Regions from separate parts of the Homo sapiens genome. Here regions 1, 2 and 4 are each linked to region 3. A link is a contact called in ENCODE Hi-C or POLR2A ChIA-PET data. All regions are on one chromosome and are shown on one strand. Each heading gives the region's core, a stretch centred on a gene start or an enhancer-like site at or near the end of the contact. The rest is flanking DNA. Distances are from core to core; before and after follow the strand shown.

Region 1 (4,009 bases), core at 1,081-3,580, 2.9 Mb before region 3:
AGAACTGCCAGGGCACATGCACACAGGGCTTTAGACTAAAGCCCTTCCAGTCGCTCCTTCCTGGATCTATGGCACCCACGCCCACTGCACGGGCAGGAACACCTCCGGAAATGCTGACGTCACACCACCACCACCACACTCCCCAGAACGCTCATAAAACCCATGTACACAAACCCACAGGAGTACACAGAAACGGGGAAGAAGCCACCTCAAATTCCAGGCAGCACCGTCTGTGGCTTTCTCTAAGGCAAGGATTTACCTGCCGCCCATGGACTGGAGGCAGAGAGATGAGCCTCCTGGAACCAGAGGGACACCTGGTGCCACACAGACGCTCCATCTGAGGAGAAATGATATCACATCAGTGTCTCAAAGGGCCCTGTGAGGTACCCCAAGATCTCAAACAGCACCTCCCTGTAAACACTACTGACTGCTGGGAACCCGTCATCAAGCTCATGACCTGGCTGGCTGACTGACTGATGCACTGGGTTGGTTTTATTCACTAGACTGACTGAACATGGAATTTCAATACTAACTTGCCACATAACCAAGTTACTCACCTGTCTAGGCCAAAGCAGCCCTTTCTGTACAATCAGAGGAACAGAATGAAACCTCAGTAGGGATCTTCCATCCTGGGGTTTTCTGTCCAGGGAATACACCAGCATTGGGATCTGCCTCCACAATCCTCCCAGGTACGGCCAGTGCCCACTGAGGAAGCCGTGAAGGCATTTTCTGGGAGGCAAGGCCCTGAACCTCCCAGCCCCACCCACCAGCACGCAGGGGGCAGGAGTGAGTGCCCGTGCCGAGGGTCAAGGACCCAGGCTCTGTCTCCAAAGGAAGCGGAGCCAGGACGTTCTGGGGCTGTGACGGGAAGACTCCTGTCCCAGTCCTCACTCTTGCGGAACCAGATGCAGAGAAGATCCTCAACAAACACAGGGTCAGGGCAAGCCAAAGGGACGAGGAGCCGCGGCTGCCGAGGAGGGAAGAGAGTGGCATCCCCAGAAGGAGCGGCACCTTTCCCAGAGGGAGCTCACGCCCGGCCCACTGCGGGCTGGAGTGTCCACCTCTCCCTGGAGTTTCTGTTCTCACAATCAAAACTACCAGAGCCAGGCGCACACGCGTGTCCACTTGCCCGCCCATCCCAGAACACAAGGGTAGATTCAAACATGGCTGGACACTTCGGTGCTACGGAAACATATCCCCTTCTGGGGTCAGAGCACAGCTACTGAGAGCTGTGGAGTCTGTCACAACGCCCACGTCACCCTGAAGCAGCCTGCGACAATGCCCACTGTGGTCAACCACGGGGCTACTGCCTTCGCTGCAGGCCTGGGTTCCGCCCGTTCCTTAGCCACGAAACAGAACTGCACCAGGTTTTACAACTGCGTTTCACAAAGTTTACAAAAATTTAAAGATGTGCACACACCCAACAGTTTATATTTCAATAACAGGTCTGGAGCCTGCCTGATGACTCTTGTGCTCACAGCCACCCATGAGTTTTCCTAAGTCACAAAGGTGGAGCTAAAGGAAGGGGCGGGGACTATCACTGCAGAAAGAAAGAAACAAACATAGCTTTTCCAAACAGTAACTTCGTGTCGCTACGCAGGACCCTTTCCTTTTATCTCAAAATGCTCCCCGTTGGTAAAACCACAGGTGGTGACTATCCAGTTTTAGGGGAGAAGCGCAGTGCCTGCGTCCCGCTTTATCGCTCCCTCACCAGGGGCGCCCCTGCCCACCGCGGACGCAGCAGCCCGGGGGTCCTCCAGGATCCCTCCCCGGAGCCGCCCGCCCTCGGCCCCGCCCGGCTCAGCACACTCACCCTGGGGCGACCACCTGGCCCGGCTGCGCGCACAGCTCCCGCACCACGCCCGCGCGCTCCGACCTCAGCCTGCGTTCCGGCCGCGCGGGGCGCACGCAGCCCCCGGAGGCTACACGGGACTGAGAGGCCCCGGAGGACTGCGCGGAGGCGGCGGCCTCGAACACGGCCAGCACCGAGCCGATGCGCACGGCCGCGCCCGCCGCCACCCTCCACTCCAGCAGGCGCAGCGGCGCGGGCCCCGGGCAGCGCACCTCGGCCACAGCCGCCGTCGGGGCGCCCTCGGCAGGAACGCGACCCGCGGCCGGCACCTCCATCGCGGACAGAGGGCGGGCGGGCGGTCGGTACGGGGCCTGCGCTGCGCTCAGAGCGCAGCGCCTACCGCGGCGACACAACCCAGGCGGCGACGCTGTAGTTCCTCTCGGTACCGGCTTCCACCCGTCGCCTAGCCCGCGCCGACTTCCTGGAGGGCGCGTGACGTCACGCAAGGGCGCCGCGTACGTGCGTACGTGCGCGTGTAAATACGAGCGCCGCGCGGGGCCGGAGCCGGCTCCGTCCTGGGACCAACCCTGCGTGCCGGCCGTGAAGAACTGCGTTCCTGAGCCCTACCTACTTTTCCTCGGAGCGCCGGCACCGTGGAGCAGCGGCATGCAACGCGGGCCGCTGTCGCCCAGTCCCAGTGACGGTCTTGGCGCGCTCGGAACTACGTATCCCGGCGTGCACCGCGGACAGAGCATGGCGGGACTACGAGTCCCAGCGTTCAACGCAGGCCTGCGTGCCATTACCCCATCACGCGCTGAGACCCAGCATCCCGAGACTACGAGTTCCGGCATGCACCGCGAGCCGCTCTCCTCCACTCCCATCGCGCACTGTGAGTCGCAACGTCGCGGGACTACGGGTCCCGGCATGCCTTGCGCGCCGCGGGCCCAGAGACGTGAGGCTGTCGGCGTCCTGGTGGCCCCGCCTCGTGTCCCCCCCCGGACCCCACGCCGCGGGAGCTTGGGGGTTGCGGTCTTCTCTTCCTCCGACCTCACCTTCGATGCGGAAGCGCAGGGGCAGGTGCGCCGCCCTCGGCCCGCGCAGGCGGTGGGCCCGTCTGGGGCAAGGCGCCCGGAAGCGCCTGGTTGGTTCAGAAAATCGGACCGCAGCGGGAGGGCGGGCACCGGCGCGTGGTCTCAGTGGCCCCAGGCGAACCCTGATGAGCAGCAGCCGCAAGTGGCTTACTAAAGGAGCCACTTTCTACGTTTGTCTGGAATTTACGTGAATTAAGCTGGCGGGCGGGCGGCCAGGCCTGTAGTCTCAGCACTTTGGGAGGCTCAGCACTTCGGGAGGCTGTGGCGGGCGGATCACCTGAGCCTGGGAGTTGGAGACCAGCCTGCGCAACGTAGCAAGACCCTATCTCTAAAACAGATTCATTAATACTTAGCCAGGCGCGGTGGCTGAGGTCCCAGCTACTCGGCAGGCCCAGGCTGGCCTGAGCCAGACCGCTCTGGACTGTTTTAATTTTTTCAGCCTTAATACCTGCCAGAATTTTTTTTTTACTATGTATCTTTGTCCTTACGTATATAAATTTTATATACAATTGAGATTATCCTGTATTTGCTTTTCCCCCCTCACTTTTATATGGTGACTTTTCTCATGTTAGGCTGAATACTAACATTTTGGAAACTGTCGGCCTGAAAACGAGCGGAGACACAGTTTCTCTAAGTAGAGAGTTTATTTGGGCCACACTTGAGCACAAATTCAAGGCGCCCTGAATGTGTACTCCGATTAGCAGTTAACAGTGGATTTTAAAGGCAAAAAAGGGGGCCAGGGAGTGGACTAATAGGAACTTGTTTGTGAGGAATTCTCACTGGTTTACAGAAATAACATTGATTAGTGACTGACTATATGTTGTTCAGCTATTGAGTGTGGGTATAGTGTCCATTGTGGCGTCATTAGGTTAATTTATAGCTGTTTGTGGCGCTGTTGCCACCAGTAGCAGTTTAAAGAGGTGAACACAGGTCAAGGGGTAGTAGGGCGCGATTGTCGCCTCATTTGAATGTCTCTCTCGGCCTGATAATTAAAAGAACTCGCGTTCCTCAGATAAAAATTCTCTTTTCTCAAAACCATTTAAATGTGGTAATTAGAATGGCCCAGAAGGGGCACAGTGCCTTTTAGCCCTCGCCATTACTTGCTCTTAGGAGTGCATTTTTTGTA
Region 2 (3,960 bases), core at 931-3,430, 2.2 Mb after region 3:
CGGTAAATGTTTCCTGAATGCATTACTTAATTCCACTAGTCATCAGAGTTGGAAAGCAAGGAAAACGCTCAGTGGAGGACCACAGTGCATTCCTAAAAAACCAATCTCAACTACAGTCGAAAGAGTCACAACTATCAATTAGAAACATACAGCTTAATTTATTCGCCTATTCATAGATTTAGAAACTAGGCTTCTTCTCACTATCTGGGATACAAACCACCTTCTTAAAGGAGATGAGAAAGAGAAGAATCAAACTAGGAGAGTATATTTTATTAAGATTAGCGAGTTCTACTCTAATAAAACAAACCTAATCGGAATGAATGTTGGGGAAAATGTCCCTTCAACCAGGTGAATACCCACTAGTCCTTGAGACCTATCTCAAATCACATATCCTGCAAGAAGCTTTCACCACTCCCCACCATCAATCAGCCGTAACTTCCACTGTGCTCCCACATCTCTATTTTAGTAAGCAGAAAAAGGTATTATATATATTTATTTATGTGTCTATTCAACCAGATCTCAAAATCCTCTAGGGAAGTATATTACTATTTCCAACACCTAGAAGGGTGTTTGGCATAAAGCAAGAACCAGTGTTTTTGAAGTGGAGCCACTTTGCTCTGCTTAAAAGGTACCAATGGAACTGTCCTATTGTTTGCAACTTTTCTGTAAATCTTAATTTATTCCGAAATAAAGTTTAAAAAAAAATGCACCAGTAGCAACTGTGTTGTGAGCAATTATCACACCTGCCTTACATGTCACGCAAGAAGAAAGCTTTACCTTGTACCAGTAGCAGTAATTTTGTATATAGCAAAGTGAGTCTCAGTTTGTAAAAAGGGAATAATTCCTACTACACAAGATTGCTGTACTAAATGAAGCACAGTGAGTATGCCAAATGACATATAAGCTCTTCTTAATAAGGTTCTGATGAGTATATGTTAGGGCCCCTGTCTACAGTGTTCTAAATGGACCAGCACTTCACCACAAAACAGATACATACTACGACTAGGATGTCACCAGGCATAGACTGCAAAGCTGTAACTCAAATCACTATTAAGACTGTAATTACTTATAAAAGTATTCTACATGTGTGTCCACGGATGTGGGATGTCCTATTCCAAAACTCCCCAATGAAATAAATGGCTACTCAAAACCCAGCGCAACCGACAGAGGTCAGCGGCCACTGCACCCCGCCTCCACCAGCTTAAACTCCAGAAGGAGGCCAAGCACCCAGGGCGTGCTAGCTGGCTGGAAAGAGGTGAGCATCTACTGAGAAACCCACTGCTGCCCGCAGCGGTGTCAGGCAGCCGCGGGTCTCCCCGCAGTGGCGCAAAGCGAGCTGAAGTCGGGAATGGCTAGGACCCTTCGCTGCCACCGCGGTGCTTTCGGCCACCGCACTTGTGTGCCCTCCGCCCGCCCACACCAGCGTCGCTTAACGGAAGAAGGCGCGAGTAGCAGCGGCGCAGCCAGGGCACCTGGGGGTGACACGAGAGTGGGCGGGCGGTCCAGGGAGCCCCTGCTGGAAACCAGACGCTAAAGCTTGCAGCTGTGCAGCTAGGGGAGCATCTGTTTTCCACTTGAGAGCAACCCGGGCACGCGAGAACGGCCCGATTTCGGTGCAGGGGTGCGTCCCGAAGGAACGGGGGACTGTTTCTGCGCGGACAGGCGAACCCGGCAGGGGAAACCGAGGCCACGCTAGGTCCGCAGCCCCGAGGTGTCCACAAGAGCTCCGCTCGCGCAAGGGCGCGGAGCGAGGCTGCCCGCGGGACCGGCCTGCGGAGCGAGCGGGTGAGAGGGCAGGGCGGCAGCTGGGGCCTGGGGGAGGAGGGCGGCGAGGCAGCGTGAGCGAACGAGCGAGGGTGTGTGTCCGGGCGTGAGTCTGGGCGGGTGTCGGGAAGGAAGGCGACAGGGAGGGGCGGAGGCGGGGGGAGGGGGGAGGAGAAAGAGCGAAGGGCCCAGACGGGGCTCTGGGCGCCCAGCCGCCCGGCTTCGAGCCCTCAAGCCACCGCCCCCAGGCCCCGCGCTGACGCTGGACGGTCCCCGCCTCCAAACCCCCCGCCCCGGCCAGAGAATAACTTACCTGTTTGGCGACGGAATCGCTCCTGCTCGCCCCTCTGACTGACTCCTCCGGCTCACCGTCTTCCCTTTGGGAGGAAGAGGCGGGACATCCTGTTTCTCCGTCGAAGGACTTCCGGTGGCTTCCAAGGCGACTCCGTAGTGGATGCAGCGCCGGACGCCACAGCCGAAAAACAGAATCTTGGAACTGGTTTAGTACAATCCAGGTCGAGTTCCTTGTTTTTTATCCGAGTGGCCGGCAGGCCCATGTGCTGTCTTGTTTTTAACACATCAGCTCTTGCCGGAAGCCGCTAAGAGATAAAATAGGAAGTCCCACCCTTCCCTTAGAGAAGGAAAACGGAGAGCCGAAGGAGTCAATCTAAATTCGATGAGCGCGTCGGGCTCCAAGGCAGGCGCTGTCAGCCCGGGAGGGCTGTCTGGGATTTCTAGAGGGTCCCAGAACGGGTTCTTCCCAGGCCGATCCCGCCTGCTTCCTGCCCCGTCTCTCCACCCGCCTCCCGCCCTCTGTAAGGGACCCCGAGGGCGGCGCCGGAAACACGGAGAAGGCCCAGAACGGCGCGGGACCCGAGAGGCCTACGTTGGCAAACGCAGCCCGCTGCCCCTTTGCTCGCTTCCCCCGGGCCTGGAGTGGCTCCTGTCGCTTCTGGCGCTCCGATTTCGAGAAATGACTTTCAGCTGTGCAAGGCGAGAATGCTACTTTAGATGATGAGAAAAAATCTCTCGAATGGCTCCCAAAATGAGGTCCTTGTTTAAGAGGCCACAGGAAGCCGCTAGCCGAACTCTGATACCAAAGAGGAGGCCAAGAAGCGGACTGTGGCTTGGTGACCTGTTTGGTATTGCCAAATTTTCAGCTTTTATTAAAGCTGAAACACCTTGGCTGTTTAAAACGTTCGACAAGGACTTTTTTATGAACGTTAACGGCACAGCATACGGGTTTTTTGGAAAAAAAAAAAGGCAGGACTTCAGCCCGTCCGCCCCCTTGTGCAGGTCCATTCATGAACCTCGAGTTAGAGGCCTTTCTTCTGAAACTCAGAATCTAGTAGGGAAGACCTGTGTAGACGAATAAAAATAAATACATCACAGCTTGTTAAGTGCTGTGACAAAGAGGCAGTGAAATCCTGCTTGAGGTCATCTGCCTTGCTAAAGAGGTTTGACTATGTTGTAGGCACAGGGTTAGGGTTAGACTCTGTAATGGGAAGTTATGTGATCAGATTTCTGTTTAGGAAGATCACTGGCCAGGCGGGGTGGCTTACGCCTGTAATCCCAATACTTTGGGAGGCCGAGTCGGTGGATTGCTTGAGGCTAGGATTTTGAGACCAGCCTGGGGAAACCGCGTCTCTACTAAAAATTTGAAATTAGCCAGGCATGGTGGTGCGAGCCTGTAATTCCAGCTACTTGGAGGCTGAGGCGGGAGAATAGCTTGAACCCAGTGGCGGAGGCTGCAGTGAGCCGAGATTGCGCCACTGCACTCCAGCCTGGGCGACAGAGCGAGATTCCGTCTCAAAAAAATCATTGTAAGTAATTGGATTTTTGTGTGTGTGTGATGTTCTGAAGATAGGCTTTCTAGGCCAAATCGTCACTCAAGGCCAATTCGAACACAATTCAGTTTAAATCAGAATACATTCGAGTGATAATTCCTTACCTTTTTAAATAGTTCATAGAAAACTTTTTGTAGACATTATCTGGTTTAATTCTGATTGTAATCCACATGAATTCTCTTATCCACAGTAAGGAACAGTAATTTAGAAGACTAATAAACTGTTCCAAGATCACACAGCTAGTAAAAGTGGAACTCAACCTAAAACTCCAGAGTCAAGCTTTTCCATCATGTAGACTCAGTTTAATAGTAATAGTTAATTAAAAATTCTAGAGAAAAATGTGGGAAAC
Region 3 (3,912 bases), core at 38-2,537:
AGCGCGGCGCCCCCTACCCCACTGCCCTCGACCTGGGAACCGCGGCACCGGCGAGTGCGCCCCGATCCCCCTGCGCAGGAAAGTCCGTTCCTCAAGCTCCGGGCTGGGGCTTTGGAAGGCAAGTCAATTCCTGACTGCTGGAAGGGCCAGGGTCTGGGGGTGCCCGGTTGTGTGTCTGCCTGCTCTTAAATTCTGGGCCTTTCTCCTTCCTTGGAAAACAAAATCTGAGTTATTTCATGACTTTAGCAAAGTACCATGGAGAATAAATTACTGGGGAAAACACTTCCTGACGCCTACTGTGTGCACGATCTAGCGCTCCCCACATAACACTGATGCCTACTGTATGCACGACCCACAGCGCTCTCCAGAAGCTCCAGGTTCAAGCTACCCGGATCACAATGGTGCCTACTGTTTGCACGACCCACAGCGCTCTCCAGATGCCCAGGGTTCCAGCCCCCCGGATCACAATGGCGCCTACTGTATGCACTACCCACAGCGTCTGCAGAGGCTCAGGGTTCAAGTTCCCGGATCACAATGGCGCCTACTGTATGCACGCCCCACAGCGCGCCCCAGATAACACTGGAGCACACTGTGTGCACGACCCTGCGCTTCCCGGACAACGCTGGCGCCTACTGTGTGCACGACCCCGCGCTCCACGGCCTCCCTGTGGGCCGAGCCCAACGTCCCCGGGGCAGCCGGCGCCGCGCAGGGTCGGGCGGGGGCGCCGTCCGGGAGGAGCCCGGGGCGCGGTATCCGCAGGCCCGGGCTCTGGCCAGGCCGCCTCCCCAGCGCGCCCCGCGGCCCTCCGGCCCCGGGACGGAACACGGGGCGGCCACTTTCCCTCAAGTTCAGCGCGGGCCGCGGCAGGGCCAGCGGGGGCAGGGCGCGCGCAGGAGGCGGCCGCCTGCTCCCTCACCCGCCTCCCGCCTCCCGCCTCAGCCGCCGCCCGGCCCAGGAAAGTAGGCCCAGCGCGCGGAGGGGCCGGGCGGCGACTCGCCCGTATCATTCCGCCCGCGCTGCGGCCCGCCCGGCCAGTCGGCGGCGGCGGCGGCCCGGGTCTGCGCGGCCCCCGCCCCCGCCCCGCCGCTCCCGGCGCCCCCCGCGCCGCATCCGGGGACTGGCAGGGCGCGGGCCCCGCACCGGCCGCCGGCGGGGCGCGAGGGCGCGGCCGCGGGCCTTACCGGAGTCGCCGCGCGCCTTGCTCTCCCTGGGCTTCGGGGGGCGGCCCCGCGGCATCGTCGGCGGCCCGGCTCGCACCCACACCCACTCACACTCACACTCACACTCACACGCGGCGGCGGGGGCGCGCACGCGCGGGCACCGGGGCGGGGGCGCGCCCAGCCGGCGCTAGAGGCGGGCGGAGCTGCCCGGCGGCGGGCGGCCCGGTCCGAGCGCCGCCGGGCTCACGGGGGAAAGGCGCCTGAACGCGCGCACCGGAGCGCTCGAACCGCGCCGGCCTTGGCAGGTTCCATGGCCCGCGGGCCGCGGTGGGGGCGTTGGGCGCGGGCGCGGGCGCGGTGGGGGCGGGGGCGGCGGCGGGGCGCATGCGCGGCGCCGCGGGGCCTTAGCGGACGGAGGGGAGCGCGGGGGTCACCGGGCCGGGCCGGCAGCCCTAGAGCTCGGCCTGGCGGGGACCCTGGGCCAGCCCCGCGCCTCCGTGGCCCGGGCGTCTCGTGCGTGTCCGCGAACTCGCGTGCGCGCGTCACCTCGGACCGCAGCATGGCTCGGAGGGCGGCCCTACTCGCGCCGCCCTAGTGCTGCGAAGGGCCTCGGAGCCCAAACCCGGAACCGCCATCTGGGACTGGGAAGACGACATGGCCAGAAGCCGGTAATGTTCCTTTCCCTGGGGGCAGTGCATTAAAATGGACCATTTCACGTGTGCTGGTCTTGTGTGTTGTTGCCTGCGCTAACTTACACGAAGTGGCAACAGGAACAGGCAGCGCAGCACCCGAGCGCCGGGTGGAGAGGCCGGCCGAGCCCGGGGAAAGCGACCTTACTCTGTCACCTGGGCTGGAGTGCAGTGGCGCAAATTAAAGTGTGCAGTTTGATACATCTTGACACATGTATACACTGTGAAACCATCATCACAATCAACAGTGAAGATGTTCCTCCCGTCTCTCTGTAACCCTTTCCTCTCTCCCTCCTTCCCTCCTCCCCCTCCCACCCATCTGCTTTTTGTCACTATAGTTTGAATTTCCTGGAGTTTTTAAATATCTTTTTATACAGACTGGGTCTCGCTTGCTCTGTCACCCAGGCGGGAGTGCAGTGACACGATCGGGACCCACTGTAGCCTCAAACTCCTGCCCTTAAGCAATCCAACTGCTTCAGCCTCCCGAGTAGCTGAGACTGCAGGTGAGGACCGCCATGTCTAGCTTTTTGTTTTTTTTTAAACATATGGGGTCTCTCTGTGTTGCCCAGCCTGCTCTGGAACTCCTAGCTTCAATTGACCCTCTGCCTCAGCCTCCCAAAGTGTTGGGATTGCAGATGTGAGCCACTGTGCCCAACCTGTTTTTCTTGGTGTTTTATATAAATGGAATTGTATCGCACGTAATCTTTAGGGAAGTGGGGGCTGTTCATTGAGCATAATTATGTTGGAATTCATCTATATATTGATAAATATTTTAAGTGCTTTTTATTGCTGAGCGGTGTCTAGGAGTCATTCTTGCTTACCCTTTCCCACTGCAGCCTTCACTCAATCTCATCAAAGATCTAGCTCCAATATATAAACCAAATCCAAGCCATTCCCACGTATATTACCCCTGAGCCATGCTCTCTCACCTAGATTACAGATACAGCCTAGTACCTGGTCATCCTCCAATCAGTTTTGTCTACAGCCATGCGAGTCTTCTCTCTATGCCTTAAATAAGACAAATGTATTCCAGCTCTTTTGAATATTTCCAATTGTGAAATGTTCCTCTTTATTTCTAATAATGCTTGCTATTGTCAACTTTGCCTCATATGTAAATAACACCACCAGCTTTCTTTCCTGTGTGTACCTTTAGAGTTAAGTGAGTTTAAGAAGTGTGTGTGTGGCCGGGCGCGGTGGCTCACGCCTGTAATGCCAGCACTTTGAGAGGCCGAGGCGGGCGGATTACGAGGTCAGGAGATTGAGACCATCCTGGCTAACACGGTGAAACCCCATCCCTACTAAAAATACAAAAAAAAAAAAAAAAAAAACTTGGCCGGGCGTGGTGGCGGGCGTCTGTATTCCCAGCTACTCGGGAGGCTGAGGCAGGAGAATGGCGTGAACCCGGGAGGCGGAGCTTGCAGTGAGCCGAGATCCCGCCACTGCACTCCAGCCTGGGCGACAGAGCGAGACTCCGTCTCAAAAAAAGAAGTGTGTGTGTATGATGTTTGTTTGTTTGTTTGTTTTTAAGACAGGGTCAGGCTCTGTTGCCCCGGCTGGAATGCGGTGACGCTGTCTCTGCCTACTGCACTCTCTGCCTCCCCGGCTCAAGTGATCCTCCCACCTCAGCACCCCAAGTAGCTGGGACTGTAGGTGCTCACCACTATGCCTAGCTAATTTTTTGTGGACATGGGGTTTCACCATTTTGCCCAGGCTAGTGTCAATCTCCTGAGTTTACCTGGCTTCCCAAAGTGCTGAGATTACAGGCATGAGCCACCGGACCTGGCCAAGTATTTTTTTTTAAATCCAATTTGATAATCTTTATCTTGAATGAGAGTGGTGGCTCCCAAATTTGCTGCACTTTAGAATGATCTGGAAAGCTTTTAAAAGTCCCAATGCCCTGTTCATACCTCACATCCATAAATCTGACAGGAATGGGAACCATGCATTGGTGTTTCGTTATTGTTGTTTTTTAAGATCTGCAGGTAATTTGACGATGTACAGCAAAATTTAAGAGCTAGATCATTTGGTACATTTATGCAAAGTACTGATATTTTTACATGTAA
Region 4 (3,946 bases), core at 1,017-3,516, 2.2 Mb before region 3:
CATGGCTCACGCCTTAATCCTAACACTCTGGGAGGATGACACAGGAGGATCACTTGAGACCAGTTGGGCAATATAGCAAGATGCTGTCTCTTCAAAAAAAATTTTTTTTAATTAGCCAGGCATGGTGGTATGTGCCTATAGTCCCAGCTACATGGGTGGATTGCCTGGGCCCAACAGATCAAAGCTGTAATGAGCTACGATCGCATCACTAACTCCAGCCAGGAGAACAGAGTGAGACCCTGTCTCAAAAAAAAAAAAAAGGAAGAACAATAGAAAAAGGGGAAATATGCGTATGTGGTATATGCAATACACTATCTTTATCATCATGAGTTTTATAAACCATATTTGATGACTGACACAAAAACTGTAACACCATCTGATACCCAGGACATGATACTTAAAGTGAGGACCTAAGTGAAAGAAGGGTTTCCACACTTGACTGGAAGTGGTGAAATACAGCAATACACCATGGTGATAAGTCACATTTGTATATTGTAATACCCAGAGCAAGCACTGTAAAAACTATACCAACACCTAATCTCAAACACACTATAGGGATACCAAAAAAGTGTCCAAGTAACCCAAAAAGTGGCAAAAAAAAAAAAAAAAAGAAACAGGAATCAGAATGAGAATCAGAAGAAACAGAACACAGATAATAAATGGCACACTTATATTCTAACATATCAGTAATTATCGTAAATGTAAATGGTGTAAATATGCCAATCAAAAGAGAATGGCATAGTTGATAAAAAATATAAGATCCAACAAGAAACTCACTTCAAATTCAACATAGGTAAGTTGAAAGCTAATACCATGCAAACATTAATCCAAAAAAAAGCATAAATGGCGACATCAATATCTAATAAAGATTTTAGAGCAAAGAAAATTACCAGAGACAGAGGAACATTAACAATGAAAGGAACAATCCACCGAGATGACAAAAAATCTTGAATGTGCGTGCACCACATGACAGTGCTTCAAAGTACATGAGGCAAAAATGGATTCAATCTGTGATGGAAACCTATTTTGAAACAGGTGGCACATTTCCAACTAAAGAACTCCTAAAATTAAACAGATTTACTAACACAATTACTGTTATAGGTAACACCAGAACCCACTTCCAACCAAGCACTGAAAAAAGGGCACCTTACACATGTTCTACTGTAATCTCCAATAATCCCGTAAGAAAAAATATTATCCAGCATTTTACAGATGAGGAAACCATGGCTTGAGTTTAAATAAGTTACCCGAGAGTAAATCGCTAGTGGGTAAACACTCAAATCAGCGTTATAACATTCCAGTATGTACTTTGAGCTATATGTTAGTCTCTCAAATGGCCGAAAACAAAAATTATTCAAAAACTCAAATTCTGAAGCAACTACATATTGAGTGAAATTATGTTTTCGACAATTCCTCTGGAATAAAACTTCAAAAACTATAAGAAGCAACACTTTTTAAAATTTTCTTTTCTTTGAATGAGAAATGTTAAATATGAGCTAAATGCAATCTCGAGTATGAAAGGTCTGTACACTAATTCTACTGCTAACCTGTGACCCCACTAAACAAGTTAACCGTTCTCAATACCCCATTTCCCTTTCGTAAAAGCAAAATTACTTGTCGACAAAAAGCACTTTGTATATATATGTTTAAACAAAAAGTGTGCCTAGCAAAGATATCGAAATGTCGAAGAGAAGTCATTTCAATAAGAAGTGTGTTTTTAACAAAGCAATTAAAAGTTACATCCGTCACCTTCACAATTCACAGGGCTACAAGAACAAGTTTCGGAGACTCTGAAGTATCCGAGAAGTTAGCACTTTTGATCCCCGTTTACTTTAGGAGAGCAGCCACCCCTCAACACTGGACCGCGGTTCTCTGCTCCCGTTCTGGCTCCTACGCTCGGCCCAGGCGTCCCGGGGATGCAGCCGCTCGCCCCGGCAGCTGCCCGCGGCCCTCACCACCGGCGGACGCCACAGCTGCGGCGCGCTCAGAACGCCAAGGACTCCCGGCTCCCAGCGAACAGATGGGGCGCGCCGGTAGCGACCCCAGACCCGCCCGGCTCCGGGTTCCTGCGGTGGGCTGGGGGCCCCGGGGAGCGTCGGCGGGGAACGGGGCCAGTGCCGCCTCGGTTACCTGCTGTGCCGGTCGGCTCCCGGCCTGGGCCCCGCGGCGCTGTAGTAGGCCGCGCGTTTGCGGTTGGCTGCGGCCGCCGCTGCGCTACGCACCGGGTAAAGCGGGATCTGGTCCGCCATGTTCCGACCGCCCCTTTCCCGCCCCTCCCACTTTCCCCTCAATTCGCCACCTTTTCCCCGCCCTCTCCCCTCAGCGCCAACCCCGGCTGAGGCGCCGCCTGCGGGCCTTCCCCGCCTCCGCCAAGCGGCGAGGTCCGATGACGTAACGAGCGGCGGCGCGGAAGGTGTGGCGTCCCTAGGCCCCGCCCTCGTTTGGCGTCGGCGCACGATGACGTGCCCAGGGTGGCAAAAGCGCGGCGCAGGAGGCAGTGGAGTCCGGGCAATGACGTCACGAGTGGCTAAAGCTGGGACGGGGGGCGTCGCGTTCCGAGGCCCCGCCCCCGCCTCGTGACGGGCCCGATGACGTCACCGATCGGCGGGGCGGGGCGCGCGTGCGCCACAGGCTGGCCTTCCGGTAGCGCGCGAGGGCCTGCACGTGGGTCGTGGTTCGACCCGGCGCGCTCTGGTCCGCGGGTGGAAGGGCCTCGCAGCCGTCTCCTGGAAGCTCTGCCGGGGACACGCGTGGGCGCGCGCGGCCTCCTTAGCGGTCCAGAGCCTGCGCTGCCAGTAGTACGCGCGCCCCATGGCTGTGTGGGGCCCCACGCGCCCTCCTCGCCGCGCGGCTTCTTGCTTCCGCCCCGCGCTTCTCCAGCCTGCCTTCGGTGCCCGCTTCCTGCCCGCGCCCTTGGAACCGCTGGTGTCTGTGCGTTCACAGGCAGGGTCGTGCTACGTGGCCCGGGCCCCCAAAGCGCCGCGACTGCAGGCGCGCCCACCGCGCCGGGCTGAATTTCCGAGATGTTCTTGTCCTGCTTCCTCACTGCTGCTTCCTTCTTTCTCTGGTTCTGGGTCTTTAGCTTGATTCCACATCCCCCACCTCTAGGCCCACAGCCTGCTGAAAAGTCCTATAGGCGACTGTCAGAAACGAGGTTTACACCCTCAGTCTACACAAGAAAGCAAAACGATATTGAATAAACGAATACACGGCTTTGGTTGGGTTTGTTTCATTTCCTGTCCCGAGGACAGCTCCCTTCCACCTCCATCACCCGCTGCAGCTGGAAGCCGGCAAGCTGATGCACCGCTCACCTCACGTATTAATGGTTTACTCACTTTGTGTTTTTTTAAACAATGTTTTTCTGATATTCCATTTTCATGACATATAAATTTTGTCTATGTGTTTGAAACACTGTTCAACATGAACTTATAAATGCTTTTCTTTTCTGTTTTTTGGAGATGGGGTCTCTGTTACCCAGGCTGGAGTGTAATGTTTTGATCACGGCTCACTACATCTTCCACCTCTCAAGGTTCAGGTGATCTTCCCCCATCTGCATGTATTACTTTTTCATTATAAAAAATGGTCTTTATGAATATGAATATTCTTAATTTGTTGCTGCCACTCTGATTGCCAGTTTGCTTCTCAGCTGCTTTTCATGTAACCTGAATACATGCCACTCCACAGACACTAACTACTTTCAAAAGACGCCAATGGCCTCCTAATTGACAATGGCCTCACCCATTATTTCTCTACCTCACTCTCAGCCGCTGACACTGTTCACACCATCTCTCACCCACATTCAACAACTGATATTGATAACACCATCTCATTCTCACAGCACTGGCACTGTAACACCATCTCCTCACCCTCACTCAGTACCTGACAGTGATAACGCCGTCTCCTCACCCTCACTCAACTACTGACAGTGACAACAGCATCTTCTCAC

The links. A loop is a pair of places that touch in the nucleus more often than their neighbours do. ChIA-PET counts read pairs that join two places held with the same protein, here RNA polymerase II (POLR2A). Pooled maps may share reads with other maps.
Region 1: a map with no recorded cell type shows a loop between it and region 3 (28-fold over the local background). The contact joins the promoter of CTDP1-DT here to the promoter of ZNF236 in region 3. A Hi-C loop is called at or near these places in 1 of 168 maps with a recorded cell type or tissue (ovary), 3 of 37 single-sample maps with no recorded cell type and 9 of 50 pooled maps.
Region 2: a map of CD8-positive, alpha-beta T cell shows a loop between it and region 3 (15-fold over the local background). The contact joins the promoter of ZNF407-AS1 here to the promoter of ZNF236 in region 3. A Hi-C loop is called at or near these places in 8 of 168 maps with a recorded cell type or tissue (CD8-positive, alpha-beta T cell, ascending aorta, chondrocyte and 3 more), 7 of 37 single-sample maps with no recorded cell type and 24 of 50 pooled maps.
Region 4: a map of naive thymus-derived CD4-positive, alpha-beta T cell shows a loop between it and region 3 (21-fold over the local background). The contact joins the promoter of ATP9B here to the promoter of ZNF236 in region 3. A Hi-C loop is called at or near these places in 1 of 168 maps with a recorded cell type or tissue (naive thymus-derived CD4-positive, alpha-beta T cell), 4 of 37 single-sample maps with no recorded cell type and 16 of 50 pooled maps. POLR2A ChIA-PET finds 5 or more read pairs at or near these places in 1 of 52 experiments (OCI-LY7).

What each region holds. Positions count from the first base shown.
Region 1 is chr18:79,678,066-79,682,074 of GRCh38, reverse strand. It overlaps CTDP1-DT (CTDP1 divergent transcript), which reads left to right and starts at 2,330. Exons shown (of 5, transcript NR_136643.1): 1 at 2,330-2,681. CTDP1 (CTD phosphatase subunit 1) reads right to left here and starts at 2,272. Exons shown (of 13, transcript NM_004715.5): 1 at 1,814-2,272. The coding sequence starts at 2,127. RefSeq lists enhancers at 1-6, 7-515, 2,131-2,639, 2,640-3,147.
Region 2 is chr18:74,596,055-74,600,014 of GRCh38, reverse strand. ZNF407-AS1 (ZNF407 antisense RNA 1) reads left to right here and starts at 2,180. Exons shown (of 2, transcript NR_024484.1): 1 at 2,180-3,587. ZNF407 (zinc finger protein 407) reads right to left here and starts at 2,145. Exons shown (of 9, transcript NM_017757.3): 1 at 2,078-2,145. RefSeq lists enhancers at 1,150-1,369, 2,160-2,369 and a silencer at 1,760-2,059.
Region 3 is chr18:76,819,932-76,823,843 of GRCh38, reverse strand. ZNF236 (zinc finger protein 236) reads right to left here and starts at 1,287. Exons shown (of 31, transcript NM_001306089.2): 1 at 1,182-1,287. The coding sequence starts at 1,236. It overlaps ZNF236-DT (ZNF236 divergent transcript), which reads left to right and starts at 1,549. Exons shown (of 3, transcript NR_040024.1): 1 at 1,549-1,828. RefSeq lists silencers at 656-1,395, 1,516-1,705, 3,403-3,482 and enhancers at 1,776-1,885, 1,926-2,005.
Region 4 is chr18:79,067,714-79,071,659 of GRCh38, reverse strand. It overlaps ATP9B (ATPase phospholipid transporting 9B (putative)), which reads right to left and starts at 2,266. Exons shown (of 30, transcript NM_198531.5): 1 at 2,131-2,266. The coding sequence starts at 2,249.